3 separate regions of the Homo sapiens genome follow, and regions 2 and 3 are each linked to region 1. Evidence: chromatin contacts called from ENCODE Hi-C data. All regions are on one chromosome and are shown on one strand. The core of a region is the stretch at or near the end of the contact, and the rest is flanking DNA. Distances in the headings are between cores, read along the strand shown. Region 1 holds the start of PAXIP1 (PAX interacting protein 1). Region 2 holds the start of AGAP3 (ArfGAP with GTPase domain, ankyrin repeat and PH domain 3). Region 3 overlaps PRKAG2 (protein kinase AMP-activated non-catalytic subunit gamma 2).

Region 1 (4,753 bases), core at 2,254-4,753:
AGTCCAGACTGAAATGGTGGTGAGTACCACTCACTGAGGAACACATCAGAAGGCTGGCAGGTGGGGACACAAGGACGTGTTTTAGTTTGGGCATGCCATTCTTTGGGGGTCGTGTTAATATCTGGCAAGAGGCATCCAGTTGCAGCTAGGAAAAGATGTGGATCTCCCTGACAGAAAGTCATCAGCATTGTTACATAGATGGGAGCCACAGCCATGAGCGTGAAGGTGGTCGCAGTGCAGAATGGGAGGGGAGCTAGAGAGCAGACACAGCAACTGATACTTCAGGGACAGGTAGGGAAGTGCAGTATCACAGGAGAGGAGCGTCAACAGAAGCCAAGGAAGTGAGGGTTAAGGAACAGTCGACAGTCAAGTGCTTCAGAAGAGGTGGGCAGTGTCTAAGCTGACAGTGCACACCAACTGTCAAAGTGACATGGTGCCCACAAAGCTCAAGTGACCCACCAGGGCAACGCTCTTCCAGGTCCCCTCTCTGCAGCAGAGAGCTTTCTTCTTTCACTTATTAAACTTTTGCTCCAACCTCAAAAAAAAATAAAGTCACCCACAAGCTAGACAACCTTTTCAGAATACTTTACCGACCACTAATAGATATGAACTAGAGCAGAGGCTCAATATTTAGTAAGTGAAAAAACAGCGGTCACTGGCCATGGGCCACTTTACCTTTCTTCCTTCCCTTGACCTCTAAGCATTTTTAGCTTCACGCATCCATTCGACTGGTCTTCAGAAAAGGCACCCCTCCTTTTCCTATCCTCCAGTCTGTTTCTGATCCTACTCCCTTCTTCATGAGTTTCCCTGTCCATAGCTATGTTCCCTCCACCTGTAAACAGTAAAGTCACCCACATCCTTCCACGCGCTTGTGATGCAACACAGATCCCTCCCCAGCCCTCTCTTCCTCAGGCACCTTCTCTATTTCCTTCTCAGGACAAACTTCCTGAAGAGTCTAACCTTTCTGTTCTCAGTTTCCATTCACTCTTCAACTCCCTGCAATCCAGCCCCTTCCACCAACACTCTACCAAAAACACTTTACTCGGTTTTCACGAACTTTGAGGATGCCAAAACCAATAGCTTCTCTTCAATCTCCACACTACTGAGTATCTTAATAGATTTATCTCATATCACTCTGTTCCAGATATAGTGATCATCCTGATGTATCCCAAACGCATGAATGCCTTCATTCCTCAGCACATACGCTCCACATGAAAATATTCCTTCATGTTCTTAACTTCTGCTTATCTCAAAACCCAACTGAAATGACATCTACTGAGTGACATTTCAGTGGTGTCTACTTTGCACCCCAGTGGAGAAATCTGCTACACCTTGTACTGTGATATGTCCAGGTGTGCTCCCTCCCCCACCAATGAGGGGCGCTAAAGGGCAGGTACCATGTCCTCTTCACCTCTGTATTATACCTGGCACCTAGTCCATGCCTGCCTCATATTAGATGGTCAACATGTGAACTTATAATCCACAGTCATAAGAGTCAGAGAATCAGATGTCCAGGCTCAAAACTTTTCAGAAAATATACTGTTTCAGATGAAAGTGGTTTGCCAAGGACATTTTTAAGCACTTAGATTTGATTCAAAGTCGAGTAAATATGGTTCCAGTTCAACTTGTTCCAGGTTTTAAGTAACATTTGGTTCAAGTCCCCTATAAGAGCCAAAGTCCTAAAATGAAACACGAAGGCTAGGAAGGAGGGGGAAGAGAAAAATGGTGGATAGCAAAAAACAAAAACAAAAAAACAAACAAAAAAAAGAGGGGCGGGGGAATCATCAATACTGGAAAAAGCTAACACTGTTACAGGCACTCATCTTCATCGCTCCGTGTTCAGCAACTGTTTTACTCTGTAAATTCAAAGATAGAAGGCTTTTTTTTTTTTTTTGAGACGGAGTCTAGCTGTTGTTGCCCAGGCTGGAGTGCAGTGGCGCGATCTCGGCTCACTGCAACTTCCACCTCCCAGGTTCCAGCAATTCTCCTGCCTCAGCCTCCCGAGTAGCTGAGACCACAGGCGCCCGCCACCACGCCCGGCTAATTTTTGTATTTTTAGTAGAGATGAGGCTTCACCATGTTGGCCAGGCTGGTCTCGAACTCATGACCTCAGGTGATCCACCCGCCTTGGCCTCCCAAAGTGCTGGGATTACAGGGGTAAACCCGGCCTTGAAGTCTCTTTACCCTAAAGTTACAGGGCAAAAAGGGTCCAAAAAGTTGTTACAAGGACGAACCTCAAGAAGGCCAAGATCACTCAGCCTTCTACAATTCCTTCTACACCATCCAAGTTCATCTGCGAAATATGAGTCTCCGCCCTTCCAGGCCTAACTCTGATCACTGGGGATCCCCATCCTCCAAGGTGGGGGCCACTGATGTCACACCCAAGGCAACACAACTGTACAGCTAAACTTTTAAGAAGGAAATATTTTGAAGATTAACCTGAAGAGGATATTCAACTAAGATGCATTCCTACCACGGACTGATAACTGTGTGACATCAAACAGATATATTATTATAGGAATACTAAGGAAAACCCACAATATCCTTTGGCGTGAGCCCAAACTACACAAAATTAAATGTGTAATGTGATGGTGTTACCAGGGTACCGTAAAATTAATCGTCCAAGTGGGAAAATCAAGGAAGACGAATGCCAGCCCCCACGTGCAGGGACACAGGCTGGAAGGGAGCGCTCCTCAGCCCCGCACAGGACGGCAGCTGCCCGGGTGGCGGAGGCGGCCAAGCCGGTGCACGGCCACGACCCCCGCCGGCCGAGCGAGGCTGGGGTCCCCGCGCGAGCTGCCCCGGCTGGGGATCCCGGCGCCCCTCGTCCGCCCTCGGAGCTGCTCTCCCGGGAGCCGAGACGCCCGGCGCGGGGAATGGGGAGACGCGACCCCGCGCCCGTCCCGCTCAGCAAAGGAGCAGAGAACGAGGCGGCCCGGTGGGTCGGGGGCGGCGACCCCAGGGCCGCAGGCCGGGGGCTCAGGGCGCGCACTAGGGGCCGAGGTACAGAGCCCCAGCCGCCTTCCCTCCCGCACTCCCCCGGGCCCGGGCCTCCCGCGCCCACCCCGCGGTCGCCCCTGCCCTCAGCGCAGTCAGGCCAGCGGCCTCGGCGGACCCGACGCTCTGCGCCCGGCGCGCGCCCGCGGCAGGAGCGGGGACGGGGACGGGGACGGGGACGGACGGGGACGCGGACGGGGGAGGAGGCCGCGGCAGGGGCGGGCGCGGTACCTGCGGGTCGATGTCGCCCACCGCGTAATACTTGACCTCCCTGAACATCTCCTCAGGAACTTTGGGCGCCTGGTCCGACATGATCGCGGCGGCCCGGGAGGCTCCGCGGCGGCGCCCGGCCCCGCCCACCCCCCGCCCCCGGCCCCCGCGGCGCCCGGCGCCCCCACTCGCCCCGCCAACGGCCCTGCCCGCGCAGCCCGGGCCCGGTCCTGCGAATCGGGGTCCGCTCCCCCGCCCTCCGCGCCCCCGCCCGCGCCCGCGCCGAGCGCCCGAAGCGCGGGAGCCGCGCGCGCCCTGCGGGACGCACCATCCCGCCCCGGCCACCGAGGGGGAGCGCCGAGGAGCCGCCCGGCCTCCAGTGACGCCCCGCGCCTCTGCCGCCAGCCACGGCTCCGGGGTAGCTGGCGCCGGCAGCCCGCTCTGGCCCTTGCGGTTCCGTGGCCGCCGCTCTGCAACGAGGGGGCCCCGAGGACGAGGGGAAACCAGCTCCCCCCTCGGCGGGGCCGGAGTGAGCCGGTCCCGGGGAGGAGGGGAGCTGGCAGGCCCCTCCCGTCGCCACATGCGGCTGCTCGGGGGCGGCGCATGCGCGCGGCGGAGGGGGGGGTGGGGCCTTGGGGCCGCGAGTGGGAGCGGGAGCGGTTCTGCGGCCTCCTCGGGCTTCTTGGCCCTGGGCGGAGTGGGATTGGGTGTCCCGGCTGTTCGCAGTGGCCGCGAGTGCGGCCGGACCTGGAGTAGTACCTGAGCCGCTCTGGCCGAGCAAGGCGCGGGGCCCCGGTCTACACCGCGCTGGACCCGGCTATGCCGTGACGGAATTCCCGAGGCCGTAGCGCCACGCGAGACGCGCACTGGTGGCCTCCGCGGCGAGTCCTGGGGTCTCCGCAAGGCCTCAGTGCCCGAGCTGGGGACGTGCTGGGGGGAGGCCCGGCCCCGTCGCTGCCCGAGGCCCCGCTGTCCCGGCCGGACCGGCCTGGTCCCTGGCGTCCTGTCGGGTCCGCGCTGGAGGAGAGTCCCAGACAGCAGAGCCCGCGGTGCAGCTCCAGCCCCGGGAAGCCCCGCGCTCAACAGGTTAATACTACACAGCGGCGATTCTAATGGTCACGCTTTTATTTACAGCTCGCCTCCCTTCCGCCAAGATTCACAGAACACGGCAGAGTGGCCTCGGGATCACCTGCCCAAGACACCTGCACGACCGGAAGTTGGGAGAAGAAATTAAGGCCATGATGATGAACGCAGCCTTTCTCGTTTATTTCCAATCCCACAACAAACCGGAGTCCAGGAACTCATGGGTGATTATCGGACTATTACCTAGTCGTAAAACTGTGGAGCATTGGTGTCTAAAGGAATCTGAGACAGACCCGCAGTGTCTCCCCCACATGCCTTAAGTCACTTCTGCCAAGCAGAAAATCATTTTTAAGTAAATGTTAGTGAAATTGGTTTTAAAAAAGAGAAGGGGCCGGGCGCGGTGGCTCACGCCTGTAATCCTATCCTTTAGGAGGCCGAGGTGGGCGGATTGCCTGAGTTCAGG
Region 2 (4,753 bases), core at 1,262-3,761, 3.9 Mb before region 1:
CTTGGTCCCCTCCTCCACCTTCGGGACTCCACAGCCCCTTCAGGGCTGTGGAAGAAGCATAGACCTTGGAACCTGGCAGAAATCCTGATCCCTTATCTTGTGCTTCTCAGCTATATGACCTTGGGTGGGTTATTGAATCTCTCTGAACATTAATTTCTTCCTCTCTAAAACACACCTCGTAAGTCAATCATAAGGAAGAAATTAGATGTTTTATTAAAAAGTGTAAAAACTAAGGTACATGTCACACAGTAGCTATTCGCTCACCTCCACCCAAACCTGGTCTCAGGAGTCGGGTCTTTGGTGTGTTACTGTGTGGATGGCATTGAATCCCAGGCCTGTGGATATCTGGATTTTTCCCTCTGGGCTCCTGTAGCCACAGAGATCTCACATCCTGGTTTTTACAGGCCAGTCTTGATTTAAAATAATCTATCCTAGTCTTCCCATGGTTCTTGCCTACTGTGGGAGCAAGTGGCCCAAATATTGCCTTAGGAATGTCAGTCTAGATTGATACCATACAGAACTAACCTACCTCTAGTTCCATCCCTCCTGTTCATTCATTTATTCTACTAACATATTTTTTAAAAGATGTACTATGGCCAGGCGCAGTGGCTCACGCCTGTAATCCTGGCACTTTGGGAGCCAAGGCAGGCGGATCACTGAGTTCGAGACCAGCCTGGCCAACATGGTAAAACCCTGTCTCTACAAAAAAAAATACAAAAATTAGCTGGGCGTGGTGGCGGGCGCCTGTAATCCCAGCTACTCGGGAGGCTGAGGCAGGAGAATCATTTGAATGCGGGAGGTGGAGGTTGCAGTGAGCTGAGATCGAGTCACTGCACTCCAGCCTGGGTGACAGAGTGAGACTCCGTCTCAAAAAAAATTACACACACACACACACACACACACACACACACACACACACACACTATATCCCAGGCATTGTGCAAGATACTGGGAATAAAATGGTGAATCAGACCCTCTTCCTGCCCTCATGTGGCTCCATATACTAGTAGAAGAGCTAGACGTGTGAACAGCCCAACAGTGCTATAACACGTGTGTGCTAGTTGCTGGGGCAACACATTTGAGGAGCTCTTTGCTCTTAGTGTCTCTCTTGGGAGGTATACCTGGTGCTACTTCCTGCTGTCAATTCTAATTAAGCACCTAAAAGAGATGTTGGATGTTACTTTTAGAATTATACAACATCAGAACTAGGTTTTATGTTCAACCACTATATTTCGCAGATGAAACCCAGAGAGGGCACAAGATATCCTTAAGCTTATGCAGGGAGATAGAAACACAGGTTCCTCAGGAGCTTAGGAGACCCTGTGTGTTGATTAGCTTGCACCAGGTGCTTTGGAAGGTACAAGGAACTCGGGAATAGTGACTGGGTTGGTTCTGGGGCTGAGTTGTGTGGGTAATCAAACAGTGGACAGCTTCATGCTGGGAAAAGATCCAGCTTGGCCAGGGAAGTGGAAGTGTGCGTAAGAAGGACGATGTGTGTCACTGATGCCCTAGGATATCTGGGGGTAGCAGATACCCTGCAACATCTCTGGCAGATTTATTGGCTGCGGCCTCTGCAAATGTCACCTCTTGTAGGTTTTAGGAAACGTGTGTGTGTTGGTGGGGGGGAGGGGGCTAACAGAACTGCAGCCCACTTTGGCAATGGGACTGCAGAGGAACTGGGACATTTCAGGGAGCTCCCTGGCCCTAGAGGGAGTGAAAGGACAGGATGGACAAGGGGTGAGGACAAGAAAAATTGAGAGCCACGTGGGCTTTGGTTGGTCTCTCCAATGGGATGAGTAGGGGAGAAAGGCATATACTATTTCATCCCTCCCTCTTCTTCCTCTATGTACCAATGGGGTCGGGTAGCATTTAGCTAATCTCCCAAGTCCGGCAGGGGGAGGGTCTTTTAGGAGAGCACTGCTGCAGCCGGCAGTGGAGAGCCTGGGCAGGGAGACAGGGAGAAAACTCCGGCAGCAGGGTGGTCTCTAGGGCTGACCTCGGAGCCTGGGGACAGGGGAGCCTATGCCGCACTGAAGGCGGGACGCTGTAAGCGAGGAGCAGCTGGGCCTGGGCGGACTCCTCGGCCAATCAGCCTCGGTCAGCAGCACCCTCAGGCGCAGGGCACTGTTTGGGCATTGCCTAGAGATCCGACACCCCGCCCAGATCAGCGCAGGGAGGCGAAAGCGACAGCCGGGCGCGGGAGGAGACCAGGGCAGCTGTCCCCTCCGCGAGGGTGGCCCTCGAGGCAATGCGGGTGGGGGCTGGTGAGGAGGCGGAAGGGCCGAGGCTGAGTGGGAGGGGCCGGGGCGCCAGGGCTGGAGCGCGCGGCTCGGGGGTGGAGGCTGCAGAGCCAGCGAGCGAGCGAGGGGCGGGGGCGCCCGGGCCGGCGCGCAGGAGGGGCGGGGGCGGCGGGGAGGGGGGCTCGGGCTGCGTGTGCCGGAGCCGGCGGGGGCGGCGGTGCGTGCGCATGACGCGGGGGGAGGGCCTGGGCCGCGCGCTCCCGGTCCCGTTGTTGTTGCCGCTGGAGGCTGCTCCGAGGCAGCGGGATCACGGCGCTGGGAAGCGCTCGGCAGCGGCGGCCACAGCGTGCGCGGCGGCGCCTCCTGGCCTCGGCCTCCGGCCCCCGGCCCCCGGCTCCATGCGCTAGCCCCGCGCCGCCAGCCCAGTAGTCCCGGCCCCGCCAGCCCCGCGCTCCCGCTCGCCGCTGCCGCCGCCGCCGCCGCCGCCGCCTCCGCCGCGCCGCCCCGGGCCCGCCTCGGGCCCCACGGCTCCGAAGCCATGAACTTCCAGGCGGGCGGGGGGCAGAGCCCGCAGCAGCAGCAGAGCCTGGCGGCTCCGGGGGGCGGCGGCGCTGCCGCGCAGCAGCTCGTCTGCGGCGGGCAGTTCGGCGGCGCGGGGCCCGGGGCCGGGGGCGGCGGCGGCCCCTCGCAGCAGCTGGCCGGCGGGCCCCCCCAGCAGTTCGCGCTCTCCAACTCCGCGGCCATCCGGGCCGAGATCCAGCGCTTCGAGTCCGTGCATCCCAATATCTACGCCATCTACGACCTGATCGAGCGCATCGAGGATTTGGCGCTGCAGAACCAGATCCGGGAGCACGTCATCTCCATCGAGGGTGAGCGGAGCCGGGGGCTGCGGGAGCCGGGGCGCAGTGGCCTCTCCGGCGCCGGCCGAGGGCTCCACAGGCCGTGCCTGGCCATGCTCTCCCTGTCGGGGGTCCTTGCGCGCTTGAGGACCAGGCCACGAGGTTTGCCGATCTGTGTTGCAGAACCGGCGGGCAGCTTCGCCATATCTCGTTCGGGGACACTTTGGGGTTGGGGGTTTTCTGCTGACTGTGTTCCAGGGCGCGAAGGTGGTGTCGCTTGGGGGGGCCGGGACCAGATCTGTCCAGGCCTGGCCGGGGAAGGTGGGCGCGGCAGAGGGCTTCAGCTGCGGGGAGGTGGGGTCGTGACCGGGGAGGCTTCTTAGCCGCTGCCCGGGCCCTGCTCCGCAGTGGGGCGGGGGATCGGAGCCTCGCGTTAGTGGATGGCAGCCTTCCCGGGCCCAGCGCCCGCAGGCCCGGAGGGTGGCGCTCGCCGCGGCGCCCTCTCCCGACGCACACCCCCTACGCCGCGGCGGCCAAGCGGGAGCGGGCCGGGCCTGGCGCTGGGCTGAGGCTCAGCGACCGCGTGGGAGGCGCCGGCAGGTCCATCCGCGCTTTGGCCGGGTCATGAGCCTGACGGGGATCCGCGGCTCCTCGGTCTGGAGGCAGCTGCTGGGCAGCCGGGTGCTGACCGACCGCCAGGGACACCGCACCCGGAGTCGGGGACCGGAAACCCCCGGCCACTGCGCTGCCTAGCGCTTTTTTCTCTGGGCCCTTAGGCCCTGGACTTTCGACCGCTGAGGGCACAGGAAGTGGTGGCACGCTGCTGGCAGATGCCTCGCAAGCCCTGGTGTGGTGGGTGCTGGAGGCACCCGCAGGCACCCCGGTGGCATGGTGACCTTCGAGCGGGCACGGACAGATGGGCCTCACCCTGGGCCATCTGCTTCCTCCCCCAGCTCTGTTTGAAAGGGGACGCCCACCGGCAGGTGGTGGGTTTGGCCTCAGTGGAAATGCAGTGAGAGCCAAGGCCTTTTGCGATAACATGGAGTTATGGGCAGGGGCCTGTCCCTGACTTGGGCCTTAAGGTTAGGGCCCCACTCCCAGCTTCATCTGCTTGCCTGAGGTTCTGGGGGATAGTGCACCTGAACACCTCCCTTTCTGCTTTCAGAGGTCCCCATAGCCGGGGAAGAAGTACTGGGTCTGGGGGGACCCCATGTGGTGCTGGGTTCTATCTTTTGTTGTGACATGCCAGTCTGACTTCCTTCTGCCTTTTCCCAACCCGTTCTTATTTCTTTCCTCTCAAGGCTGAGTTCTCTGTGAACTAATTAGGTGACAGAAAAAACTCATTAACGTGGATCTGAGTAAATGGCCTGAATCACCGCTGTGGCTGGGGACTAGGAGATGGCATTTGTGCGAGCCCTGGGCCCCAAAGACAGGAGATGACCAATTTTTCCTCTTAGATCTGAAGAGGGTGGAGGCGGGAGAGACATCGTTGCTGCAGCTTCACTGTCCTTGGAGGAAGTAAAGACATTCCTGATTTGCTCCAAGCTTACCTTCCCCCAGCTCCTTCTGGAGGGCGACAAGCCTCGTGGGCCGGCCACAGGAGGGTGGGGGCACATCTGCTTCCGAGCTTTTCCCAGAGCAGGGAGAGGTTTCCGGGCTCCCCTGGCTCCAGCT
Region 3 (4,753 bases), core at 905-3,404, 3.4 Mb before region 1:
TAAACAGATTAAAAAGTGACTAAAATTTAGCCAAAAGGTTCCCAGACTAGTTCCCTTCCCCCAAAATCGCTCTTCCCTTTTCATATCAGAGATGAACCTGGCTCTGTTCCCCCTAACCTTAGCACAAGTGTAATCACGGCCATGAAAGGAAGGTGTCAAGGCGATTTCCTCGGATGCCAGATTCCGCAGGCGAGCCATCCCACTCTACCCACTTGCTACTGCCTTCAGTTATTCAACTGCAAACGTCACAAGCCCTGATGTCACCCACCGTCGGGTGGAGAAGCCTTTCACACCTCCAGGGTTCACTCAGTCATTTCACTTCCTCCGTTGCTCCGCCCTCACTGCTCTTTGATTAGCGCACCATCAACATGGCAAATGCAATTCCTCTCATTTCTCCAATGCCTCAAATAGAAATGCCTTATGTCTTTGTAAGAAATAACATTGACCACCTGAAGTATGGCAAGCCTAGGTGCCACAGTAAAAGCATAAGCTCCAAAATACATACGTTCATTTGTGTGACAAATGTTTACTGAAAACCAAGTTTCACTCATCCCAGTGGCCTCAAGACCTGGCAAATATTAAGATTTCAGTCTCCATCCTCACAGAGCTTACAATGTAATGGCAAATAAATGGGAGGGGCTACTGGGAAACACAAAGAAGTGCGTCCCCCTAACAGCACCTATCAATTGTGAGGGATCATGAGATAGCATGGGAAGTCTTCATCGGGGCTTCTGGGAAGGCTTCCCTGAGGAAGCGACATCTAACCTGAGACTTGGAGAAAACGAGCAGGTGGCCAAAGGAGAGGAAGGAATGATTCAAGGAGCAGGAGCTGTCTGTGTAAAGTCTGGCAGGCCTGGAGGAGCAAGGCAGTTTGAGGAAGCTGATGAAGGCCAGAGTAGCTGGAGGGAAATGCAGGGAGGAAAGAGGCACCAGGTGAGGCTGGGGAGGGAGGAGAAGGGGGCAAGGAGGGCGTGCCGGGAAGTGCGGACTCCTACAGGCAAAGGAAAAGTACCGGAGGCTTTAGAAATGAAAGCGATGGGATTAGAAATATGTTTGAAGGAAATATCTCCAACAGCAGCATGGCAAATTAATTGGAGGGGGCAGAGCAGGTGCTGGGAGAGCTTGGCTGCTGGAACGGTCCATAGGAAGATGACACTGGCCGGGAGTGAGGGAGAGAGGTGAACAAGCCGGAAGCAGCAGCAAGGAGCTGTTCTCTTGGACCTGGAGTCAAGCAGCTTTCCTGTTAAAACAGCTGGGAGGATGCGGGCATTTATGGAATCAGGCTGGTTAAAAAGAAAGAAAACAAACCGAAGAAGGAAGGGGAAGGAAGGAGATGGGCACAGAGAGATCAGTGTCAGGGGAATCTGAGCCGTGGAGGAGGGCACGACCTCCAGGCTGAAGGCACAGGATGAGATGTAGGCCTCAGACAGGGCAGCGAGAAGCCCATATCCAGTGCTCCAGGAGGGAGGGGAATCGTATGGGATGTGAGTTATATCACAGGGGTCCGAAGCATGGGTAAGGACTCAGCACAGCTGGCTGTGGGGTTGGAGCTGAACAGCTGTAGGGCCAAGAGGCCATTCTTCAACACATCCACCAGGAAGCAGAGAAAGTTCTGAGATGGGAGGTCACATGGCCCTAGAGCAATGGCCAGAGGTGCTCAATGCCCTGGGCCCTGATGACTTTCCAGCTGGTTCCAGTTACTTGCGAAGACTGGTGACGAGTCCCACTTACCAATACCCCCGAATCCTCCCAGCATTGTCCTCTGCTTAAACTAGTCAGGGATCTTCCGGTGACAAAACCTCTATCTACTCCAAGACAACAACCCTACCTCACCAAGTCGGAGACACCACCAAATGTGAAGTCACGTCCTGACTTCAGAGATACTGAAATGTGTACCTAGACCCTACAGAATAGGGCAATATGTTACATATGGCGCCAGCTCCAGAGGAACAACTTTAATTACAGGGATTTCATACAATTGTAACTACTCATAATCCAGAAACAATAAGTCTCTTATCTACGAGGAGTGTGTGAACTCAGCAGGGAAGGGTAGAGTTTGGAAAGCAGATAATCACCCGAGCCTTCTCGTGCCCTAAGTAATGATCGACAAGTACCAGACTGTGCCCACACACCTGCCACTTTGATATCTCCACCAGCAGAGGTCAGTGCCCCGCAGTAGAGTCAAGAAACCTGCAAGTTGACGCTTGGCTGTGAGAGTCAAGGGACAAGGGAATAATTCAATAGATGACCACAAATACACAGGGAGGCAATTCTCCCTTAAGCAAGTTCCAGCAGCTTCTAAGCCTTGTTTTCATTATACTCCCCTCCCTGAGTCTTTTTTATACATTCTCCCCCAACTGTCCTACCCCCACGACATTTTAATAGCACAGATATACTGTGTATTTGTTCATGTGCCGTGGCCCTTTGGGTGGCCAAAATCCACTGTAACAGCTGCAATTTTTTTGTCTCCCAACAAGAACCGATCTTCACTTACTCAGGGTGTTACTCACTCCAGTTGAGAATGAATGAGTTTTGAGTGAACACACATTTTTGTTTTGTTTATTTGTAAAGAGTGATTATTGGTTGCTTTGGGGTCTGATTTTTAAGCGAGAGAGAAAAAGCAAAAGATCACCAAGTGCCGGCCCCCTGGTTTTATAGAGAAAACTCTTAACGACAGCAATAACAACAAAACAAAGCCCGGAGAGGCCTCACGGGTTGTCCAAGGAAATACAGGCCCTTCATCACAGATCTGGGCCTGAATCCCGAGATGCCTCACTGAAAGACAATGCTTTCTTTCCCTCCTACGAAAAGTGGCCCCTACTTTTACCTATTTTGATCACTGTAGGTGAGGCTGACCAGTTTTGCTAGAAACAAGCAAGATTGGCTGGGTGCAGTGGCTCACACCTATAATCCCAGCACTTTGGGAGGCCGAGGCAGGCAGATCGCTTGAGGCCAGGAGTTCGAGACCAGCCTGGGCACCATGGTGAAACCCCATCTCTACTAAAAATACAAAAATTAGCCAGGCATGCTGGTGCATGCCTGTAATCCTAGCTACTCAGGAGGCTGAGGCATGAGAATTACTTGAGCCTGGGAGGCAGAGGTTGCCGTGAACCGAGATTGTACCACTGCACTCCAGCCTGGGCAACAGAGCGAGACAAAAATAAAAAGAGAGAAAAATAAAGCAAGATTGAGGCACGTTCTGGAAAGAAGATTCTATTTCGTTGTTGTCATTTTGTTTTTGTTTTTTGGAGACATGAAATTACTCCAGGCTGAAGTACAGTGGTGCAACCACATGCGCTCGGGTGATCCTCCCACCTCAGCCTCCCAAGTAGCCGGAACCACAGGCGTGCACCACCATGCCTAGCTAATTTTTAAAATTTTTTATAAAGACGGGGTCTCACCATGTTTCCCAGGCTGGTCTTGAACTCCTGGCCTTAAGCAATCTTCCTGCCTCTGCCTCCCAAAGTGCTGGGATTACAATGGTGAGCCGCCACGCCCGGCCTGGATTCTACTTTGGAAAATCTTTGCAAGTGAAGAAGAATAGGACAGAATGGCTGAACTGGGATGAAATAAGCGGCAAATGAGGAGGAAGAGGAGAGACAGTCAGTCTGGCAAGACACTCTCTGCTAAGAAGCGGGTAAAATCACCACAGCAAGTTATCAAAAACTTGAAAGAGCCCAGCTCCTCCGGCAGCTGGGAGAGAATGCGGACCGCTCTAAAGAGGCTGCAGACTTCATGAAGTGGTACCAGAGTAGAGCAGGTTTATTAATCACGGATAAAACTGCTGAATAATTACCTACTTCAAAAAGCATTCATGAGTTGTGTTTAGGTGCTTACAAAGTACTTTGTGCTTGGTCCTGGCCAGTAAGTTAGTTCAAGGCAGTTAATATAGATAAACACAAACACAGCAAAGACGTGGTCGGTGTAACAATTACAAATGTAAAAAGCAAACACAGAAAGGGATTGCTGGCTGGGCACCGTGGTTCATGCCTGTAGGTCCCAGTAGTTAGGGAGACTGCAGCCGGCAGATCACTTGAGCCCAGGAGTTTGAGACCAGCTTGGCCATCATAGTGAAACCCCATCTCTACTAAAGTACAAAAATTAGCCAGGCATGGTGGCATGCGCCTGTAGTCCCAGCTACTTGGGAGGCGGAAGCACCACTTGAGCCCAGGAGGTTGAGGCTGCAGTGAGCTGAGATCGCATCACTGTACTTCACCCCAGGTAAGAGTGAGACCCTGAGGGAGGGAGGGAGGGAAAAATTGCTATGGGCAAGGCTTCTCATACACAAAATCATTTCCTCCCCCAATATGCCCACAAAGTAACTACAAACACTTAATGAAATCATTGAGATCCAAAGCACTGCTGAGAACTTGCTATGTGCCAGCTGTGGTAGCAGGCACGGGGGAGAGAAAGGTGAATGCCAGAGAAGTACAGAGGGTATTCAGAGAAGGCCTCGGAGACCAGATGAGACTTGAGCTGAGCCTTGAAGTCTTACTAAGATCGGTGTGGCATGGAAAGCATGCAGCCCTCATCACGTGCCACCCCCTAAGGCACAGGCACAGTGAGGGAGACACAGAGCAGGGGGCTGGCACACTATGCCTGAGGGCCAAATCTGGGTTTTGGTAAAGAAGTTTTACTGGAGCCGAGCCCCGCCCCTTGGATTGTGTTAGCTGCTTTCTGCTTTCTTGCTACAAGGGCAAATTGAGTGGTTGTGACAGAAACTGAGACCATAACACCCGCAAAGGCTAAAATA

What was found. A loop is a pair of places that touch in the nucleus more often than their neighbours do. Pooled maps may share reads with other maps.
Region 2: a pooled map shows a loop between it and region 1 (5-fold over the local background). The contact joins the promoter of AGAP3 here to the promoter of PAXIP1 in region 1. A Hi-C loop is called at or near these places in 1 of 168 maps with a recorded cell type or tissue (tibial artery), 1 of 37 single-sample maps with no recorded cell type and 5 of 50 pooled maps.
Region 3: a pooled map shows a loop between it and region 1 (2.4-fold over the local background). The contact joins the enhancer-like site here to the promoter of PAXIP1 in region 1. A Hi-C loop is called at or near these places in 3 of 37 single-sample maps with no recorded cell type and 6 of 50 pooled maps.

Annotation. Positions count from the first base shown.
Region 1 is chr7:154,999,621-155,004,373 of GRCh38, forward strand. It overlaps PAXIP1 (PAX interacting protein 1), which reads right to left and starts at 3,504. Exons shown (of 21, transcript NM_007349.4): 1 at 3,229-3,504. The coding sequence starts at 3,309. PAXIP1-DT (PAXIP1 divergent transcript) reads left to right here and starts at 3,813. Exons shown (of 1, transcript NR_028090.1): 1 at 3,813-4,753. RefSeq lists silencers at 2,645-2,794, 2,965-3,334, 3,365-4,054, 4,075-4,154 and an enhancer at 4,399-4,753.
Region 2 is chr7:151,083,964-151,088,716 of GRCh38, forward strand. It overlaps AGAP3 (ArfGAP with GTPase domain, ankyrin repeat and PH domain 3), which reads left to right and starts at 2,512. Exons shown (of 18, transcript NM_031946.7): 1 at 2,512-3,109. The coding sequence starts at 2,779. RefSeq lists silencers at 2,232-2,481, 2,532-2,621, 2,988-3,057, 3,418-3,687 and an enhancer at 3,908-4,067.
Region 3 is chr7:151,624,462-151,629,214 of GRCh38, forward strand. The region is part of intron 5 of PRKAG2 (protein kinase AMP-activated non-catalytic subunit gamma 2); the gene reads right to left. Among named protein-coding and RNA genes, the nearest start is that of RHEB, 110 kb to the left of the region's middle. Within about 2 kb of position 2,155, at least 2 of the 41 ENCODE cell types and tissues checked have a DNase peak (open chromatin) inside an H3K27ac peak, as active enhancers do.